2 separate regions of the Homo sapiens genome follow, and region 2 is linked to region 1. A link is an interaction called in ENCODE POLR2A ChIA-PET data of the cell type or tissue named here. Cell type or tissue: B cell. All regions are shown on one strand.

What was found. Peaks named below come from ENCODE experiments on the same cell type or tissue, not always from the same donor. Only the 100,000 strongest peaks of a DNase experiment are listed, where the experiment ranks them.
Region 2: POLR2A ChIA-PET joins it to region 1 with 7 read pairs; 5 of 35 experiments call an interaction of 5 or more read pairs at or near these places.

The regions. Positions count from the first base shown.
Region 1 is chr1:52,611,099-52,615,098 of GRCh38, reverse strand. No RefSeq gene overlaps it. Among named protein-coding and RNA genes, the nearest start is that of GPX7, 11 kb to the right of the region's middle. In B cell, no CTCF peak of the experiment used is centred here; no DNase peak of the experiment used is centred here; H3K27ac peaks cover 472 bases.
Region 2 is chr1:52,426,530-52,430,529 of GRCh38, reverse strand. The region is part of intron 28 of TUT4 (terminal uridylyl transferase 4); the gene reads left to right. Among named protein-coding and RNA genes, the nearest start is that of PRPF38A, 24 kb to the right of the region's middle. In B cell, no CTCF peak of the experiment used is centred here; no DNase peak of the experiment used is centred here.

The DNA.
Region 1 (4,000 bases):
GAGGCTGAGGCATGAGAATCACTTGAACTGGGGAGGCAGAGGTTGCAATGAGCCAAGACTGCACCACTGCACTCTAGCCTGGGCGACAGATCGAGACTCTGTCTCAAAAAAAAAAAAAAAAAAAAATGGACTATCTGCAATGTAATCACTCCAGGGGTGTCCAGGAATCCGTGAAAGCAGGTGGTTAGTAGGGACTCCAGTCTTGGCAATCTTCTCAGCTACCCCTTGGCTGGCTCAGCTAGAGAGCTGGGGAATTTCAGGGCTGCTTGCTTTTCACAGGTGTCTCCGTGGTGACCTGTCCTCCAGGCAGCCCCCAAAGCAGAACAGCCTACTCCTTTTTTTTTTTTTTTTTGAGATGGAGCCTCACTCTTGCCCAGGCTGGAGTGCAGTGGTGAAATCTGGGCTCACTGCAACCTCCGCCTCCCAGGTTAAAGCGATTTTCCTGCCTCAGCCTCCCCAGTAGCTGGGACTACAGGCACAAGCCACTGCCCCCGGTTAATATTTGTATTTTTAGTAGAGACAGGGTTTTGCCATGTTGGTCAGGCTGGTCTCGAACTCCTGAACTCAGGTAATCCACCCTCCTCAGCCTTCCAAAGTGTTGGAATTACAGGCGTGAGCCACTGCATTCAGCTGCAGCCTTCTTCTACCAGTGGTTCAATGACTGCCTCTGCCCCAGGGTTTATTTCTGGCCGTCAGATTTGGGACTCTAAGGAAGATCTTCTTATACCAATAGAAGACAGACGCTTCATGCTAGGCCAGGTCACATCATTTCTCACTTAGATTCCACAAGGCCCTGCATGATCTGGCATCTGCCTACTTCTCTGGTCCTTCTCCTTATCATGTGGCTCCAGGCAGCACTAGCTCTATCATATCAGCCTTTTCCTTCCTTTAGGCTTTTGCCCAAGCCACTCTATCTGCTTAGGACTTCCTTACCATTTTTTCCCTAACTCTTATTAAAATTTCAGCTTTCAGCTTTAATGTCATTCCTCAAGGAAGTCTCTGAATCCCACAATAGGTCAAGTGCCACTTTTATACACACTCACAGCTCCCTGTACTTATCATAATCCCTGTGCTTATCATAATTGTAATCACATAATAATCAGAATAACTATTTGTTTAATGTTTATCTTTTCCACTGTTCTCTAAGAGCCATAGCAGCTGGGAACATGCCCATTTTGTTTGCTGATGTACAGTTAGAACTTAGGGAGAACTTGACAGATATGCAGTGCTCAAGAAACATTTGTTGATGAATGAAAGTCCCTGCCAATCACAACATTCCAGGAAGTCCCCTACAGCCTGGCTCAGAGAAACAAATAAGCAATTAGGATGGGACCTCCTTTTCTCTCAGGACCTGGGGCCAGTTGATGTTGAAAGAGAATCGTTTGGGGGTAAGAGGAGAGCTCAGTAAAAGACAAAGGCCTGTATTTTTCCATATTCAGAAATGACCTCTTCCCCAAACTCCTAACTGATGGTTTCTGACTTGCTAATCTACTCTAAACTCAGCAGAGAGCTAAGGGATCAGGTAACTAAAATATTGATTAAGGCTGGGCGTGGTGGCTCACACCTGTAATCCTAGCACTTTAGGAGGCCAAGGAGAGCAGATCACTTGAGCCCAGGAGTTCAAGACCAGCTTAGGCAACATGGCAAAAACCCATCTCTACAAAAAATACAAAAATTAGCCAGACATGGTGGTGAGCATCTGTGGTCCCAGCTACTCAGGAGGCTGAGGTGGGAGGATTGCCTGAGCCTAGGAGGTTGAGGCTGCAGTGAACTGTGATTGCACCACTGCACTCCAGCCTGGGTGAGAGAGTAAGACCTTGTTAAAAAAAAAAAAAAAAAAAAAGAAAATTTGATTAATAACTAAGACATAGCAAATACTTTTAAACTACTAAATCCTAAGATATAACTGAATAAATAAAGTATTTGGCTTGTAAATAAGGTGTTAGAAGATAACTAAGGTGGTGTTAGTAGATAATCAAATATTAACTACTCAAGTGTTATTTGATAACCAAGGGATTAATTTAAAACCAAGATCTTAGCAGATACTGGTTAACCAATGACTAAGGTGACTGTTGATAAGGATTTAAAGTAACTTTTTCCTAGGGGACTCTTGCATGTATTAGAGGGGGGTTGGGAACAGCAGAAGCTGATAAAGTCCACAGAAACACAGGGCTAATTGGGAGCGTAAGGTCCTCAGACGGACTCTAAATTTCTGAGGAAATGGGCTTGCTCATCTTTGGTTTCCAGATAGGGCTTAGGCAGGAGCAGGCATGGAGTTGGTACTCCAAAGGCTTATGACATAATTTAATTTCATCTATTAAGGGCCTAGCACTGTGCTCAGGAGAGGGAAGGGAGGGCAGTTTCTTAAGTGATGGGAATAGAGTGTGATAAGTAAGTGGTGTGTGAAAGAGAAAGCTCCAGGGGCTGCCAAGGCAGAATGGAAGGGAGAGCAGATGTGTTGGGGAAAGATGAGGGTGAATTTAGTTCTGGCCATGTTGAATTGAGGTATCTGTAGAGATGCCCAGGAGGCAGGTGGATGGGAGTCCTGCATGGATATAGAGATTTGGGTGTCAGCAGGGTGTAGATGGTGGTCAAAACCATGGGAAAAAATGAGCTGGCTACAGAACGGTATATGGGGTGAGAAACTAGATCAGACTAGAACCCCATGGAAGACCAACAGGGAAGGGGTGGATAGAGAAGGGAGAGACATTGACACTGAGAACGAAGGAACACTTAGAGAGATGGGGGAAACTAAGAGAAGACAGAGGAACGCCAAGGACCGAGCAAGTGCCAGGGAGAAGAGCAGAGTCTGCAGTGTCACATGCAGCTGAGAGGTCAAGGAAGACAAGGTGAGAGATATTCATTGGCTTTAACGATAAGGCACTAAGTGATGGCCTTGGTGGGCACAGTGAGGGGAGGCATACATACGGGTGGTGGAGACAGTGGGTATGGAGGGAGGAAGGTAGCTGCAGGAGACTGTGGTTCCCAGATGTCCAGTGTGAACATGTGTGCAAGCTGGGCTTCACTGTGTGTGTGTGCATGCACACAAGTACATGCAGAGCTGCAGCTAAGAGGAGGGTGTGTAAGGGCAGCTGAGAGGCCACCATAGGAGGGGCTGTGGTCACCCCATGGACAGCCTTCACTTTACTTTTGTTAGCTTTTGAGAAGCACCATGAAGGGAGACTGTGAAAATCCTAAGCACGGTTTAACCCTTTCATTGTCCAGTGAGAAAACGGAGGACAGGAGAGAGGGAAGAATTTGCTGTGAGTCAGGGGCACAACAGGAACTTGAATCTGAGTCTCCAGACTTCTAGAAGAGTGACCTTAGATAAAGTACACCTGAAATTCTTATTGGCCAATGAATTATCTACCAGTGACTCTGCCCATCACCCCATTTTTTTTATAGTATTTTGGTCTGTTGCTCAGGTTGGAGTGCAGTGGCGTGATCATAGCTCACTGCAGCCTCAAACTCCCAGGCTCCAGTGACTCTCCTCACTCAGCCTCCTGAGTAGCTGGGACTATAGGTGTGCACCATCACACCTGGCTAATTTTTTGATTTTTTGTAGAGATGAAGTCTCACTGTGTTTCCCAGGCTGCACCCCAATTTTTAGCCACCTTTCCACATTTATATAAAGGTGAAATATGGATTTGACATACAAAATTCAAACATTACAGAAACTTAATGAAAATGACTCCTGTTATCCTACCTCAGCCCCTCGCAGACAACCACCATTAAGAGTTTGGTCTATATTTTTCCCTCTCTCTTTCCCTCCCACTTAACATTGTAAATTTTTTAAAAATTTGGGACAGGGTCCACTCCCATTGCCCAGGCTGGAGTACAGTGGCGCAAACACGGCTCACTGCAGCCTCAACCTCCTGGGCTCAAACAATCCTCCTGCCTCAGCCTCCTGAGTAGCTGGGACTACAGGTGTGAGTGACCACGCCTGGCTAATTTTTAAATTTTTTTGCAGAGACACGGTCTTGCCATGTTGCCCAGACTG
Region 2 (4,000 bases), 180 kb after region 1:
AGGTGGATCACCTGAAGTCAGGAGTTCGAGACCAGCCTGGCCAACATGGTGAAACCCCATCTCTACTAAAAATACAAAAATTAGCTGGGTGTGGTGGTGCACGCCTGTAATCCCAACTATGTGGGAGGCTGAGGCAGGAGGCTCGCTTGAACCCAGGAGGTGGAGGTTGCAGTGAGCCGAGATTGCGCCATTGCACTCCAGCCAGGGCGACAGAGCAGAACTGTCTCAAACAAAAAAAAGATCAAGGAAACCAAAAAAATTAATGATGGTAGGTCCAAGAGTTAAACGAATTTCTTTGTTCAAAACCGTGCTGCTGCATGCCCTAGACACTATTTTTTCTCAGGAACAATTCTTTAAAAAAGAAAAATAGTTTTTTTTCTGATATCTAAGTAATAAATGTTCATTATAGAGTATTTGAGAAATAAATCATCTATCATCTCAATTCCTAGACATAAATACTAAGGAATATTTTGGTGTATTACTATTCAGTCATTAAAAAAAAACTGCATATTTAAGAAAATAGTTGATACATGCTATAAATCTAGTTTTACATCCAGCTTTAAAATACATAGACACACACACACACACATATATACACACATACATATAAATATTTATACACACTTAAACATACACAGGCCGGCACTGTGGCTTACACCTGTAATCCCAGAACTTTGGAAGGCTGAGGTGGGCAGATCAGTTGAGGCCAGGAGTTTAAGACCAGGCTGGCCAGCATGGCAAAACTCTTGTCTCTATTAAAAATACAAAAATTAGCCGGGTGTGGTGATGCATGCCTGTAATCCCAGCTACTCAGGAGGCTGAGGCAGGAGAATCGCTTGAACCCAGGGAAAGAGAGGTTGCAGTGAGTTGAGATCATGCCATTGCATTCCAGCCTGGGCAACAGAGTGAGACTCTCTCAAAAAAAAATAAATAAATAAATAAAATTAAAAAAAAGTATATATATATATATATTTAGACAAAGTCTCAAAGTGTTGTCCAGGTTGGAGTGCAGTGGCTATTCACAGGCCAATCTAGCATACTACAACCTTGAACTCCTGGGCTCAAGTGCTCCTCCTGCCTTAGCCTCCTGAGTAGCTGTGGGACTACAGGCACACACCACTGTGCCTGACTTATGCCCAACTTTTTAGTGATAATTATTTTTATCTTAAGAACTATTAGCACTTTGGGAGGCTGAGGCGGGTGGATCACAAGGTCAGGAGATCAAGCACATCCTGGCTAACACGGTGAAACCCCGTCTCTACTTAAAAAATACAAAAAATCAGCTGAGCGTGGTGGTGGGCGCCTGTAGTCCCAGCTACTCGGGAGGCTGAGGCAGGAGGATGGTGTGAACCCGGGAGGCAGAACTTGCAGTGAGCCGAGATCGTGCCACTGCACTCCAGCCTGGGCGACAGAGCGAGACTCCATCTCAAAAAAAAAAAAAAAAAAACCTATTATGGAAATTTTGAAACATACACAAAAGACAGTAAAGTATATAATGAACCCCCCTCCCCATTAACCAACTTTAACAGTTATCAATAATTTGCTATTCTTTTATCGGATTCCTAGCCATTAAAAATATTTTTGACTTGACTGATCAAATCTCAGACATTGCATCAAATTTGCTTTTTAACTTCAGTTGTGTCACTTAAAAAAAACATGAGATCATTGCCATACCTAGTATCATCTAATACCCAGTCCTTGTTCAGTTTTTCCTGTTTATCTAAAAAAGTATATAGTTTTTTGAGACAGTCTCGCTCTGTTGCCAGGCTGGAGTGCAGTGGAACAATCTCGGCTCACTGCAACCTCCGCCTTCTGAGTTCAAGTGATTCTCCTGCCTCCCGAATAGCTGAGACTACAGGTGCGCACCACCATGCCCGGAATTTTTTTTTTTTTTTTTTTTTTTTTAGAGGGAGTCTTGCTTTGTCACCCAGGCTGGAGTGCAGTGGCACGATCTCAGCTCACTGCAACCTCCGCTTCCTGGGTTCAAGCGATTCTCCTGCCTCAGCCTCCCAAGTAGCTGGGATTAGAGGCGCCTGCCACCACGCCTAGCTAAATTTTGTATTTTAGTAGAGACGGGGTTTCACTATGTAGGTCAAGCTGGTCTTGAACTTCTGACCTCAAATTATCCGCCTGCCTCGGCCTCCCAAAGTACAGGGATTACAGGTGTGAGCCACCGCGCCTGGCCCTAATTTTTGTATTTTTAGTAGAGATGGGGTTTCATTCACCATGTTGGCCAGGATGGTCTCGATCTCTTGACCTCATGATCCGCCTGCCTTGGCCTCCCAAAGTGCTGGATTTACAGGCGTGAGCCACTGTGCCCAGCCTAAAAAAGTATTCCTATTATCGATTTATTTGAATCAAAATTAAAACTGTGTGTTTGGTTTTTATATCTCTTTGATTTTTATCTCTCTTAACTGTCCTTTATAACAGTTGCTGCTTCTGTTTTTTTTCCGATATTAACTATAAGGCACTGTAGAATTTCCCATATTCTGGAGTTGGCTGATTATGTCTTTGTGGCATCATTTAATGTGTACCTCTGTCCCTGTATTTCCTGTAAACTGGGATTTAGATTCAGAGACTGGATTAGATTCAGGCTCTTTCTGTTGGTAAGAATGCTGCTTGGTGGGTCCGTGTATTTCCAGTTTCCTCACTTCAGAAGGAACTTACTGTCTGGTTGTAACTATTTTAGTGACTTAAGATTGATCTGTGAGTTAGGTTTTATCAGCCTGTTTTACCCATTATCAAATTCATCATTTTTACTTAATAGCCTTAGCTGCCATTGATAATTGTTGCCAGTATCCATTATTTTGCTGTCTCCAGCTTCTTTTGGAACAATGCAAGTAAGGTATTTTGCTGAGCAAAAATGCCAGAATATGGTAACTTAATTAGATTTCTAAGATCAGAGGATATATGGCATACATGGTCCTTCTCATATATCATTCAACATGTTTATTGTGTATATGCCATGACATGCACTGTGATAGTCACTGAGTTATAGAACCATGAAGACAGACCCAGTGTTTTGCCCTTTGATGTATCAGCTCCATTTTTATAATTTGAAGTCTTCCATCCCCCTGCAACTTGTTGTTCTCAGTGTTTTAGTCATAGTGAACTAATTAATGTCCCACAAACATACTGTACTATCTCTTACCCCTGGTTGCTTATCTAAGTTGTTCCTTCTGCTTGGAATGTCCTCTCCGTTACCTCTGCTGCTCACTCTCACCTTCTTCTGTGCTGCCTCAAAGCTTGGCTAACTCACTCATCCTCCATTTTTAAATTTAGATCACTTTCTTCAGGAAATCCTCATTTTCTTAGTATTCATATCATAACATTTGTCTTACTGTGCTGAAATTGTCTGTTTACTCATCTGCATAACCCATTAGACTGAACTTCTAGAAGCAAAAAATTGTTTTTTGTCTGTCATTTTCTGTCTAGTAGTGAGTTTAGTTTTCTCTTTAGTAGCCTGCCATGTTCCTGTTATATAGTATTATTATCTAATAAGCTATACTTAATATTATTCATTGTATAGATACTCAATTCATAATTGTTATTAAAGCTACAGTTACACTGTGTTGAAAATGGAAGGACTGAATGGAAATATATTAAAATAATAATCATAGTTGTATCGGAGGAGATTATTATGAGTTTTTTTCCCCCATTTTTCAAATTATCTTTAATGAGATTGTATTACTCATTTTCTGGAAATTTTGGGTTATGAAAAACAGGCAAAGGGGATTGGAATATATCTTTTAAAAATACCCTTTTATGTTAAAACATCATTTCTCATTTGGTTATGACCTAATTCTGGATATACCAGTTTCACTTATTTTTGTAAACCCTGAGCCCTTCAGATTCAGCCCTTAGTTGTAACTTGGCTTTTATGAATTCACAGTGAACTAGCTGGTTTGCTTACTTTCTGAGAAGATTCAGCTTCTAAGAATGCAGTTCACACGGGCTTTAGTTTTTTTTGCTGCCTACTCTTTCCTATCCCGTACTTAAT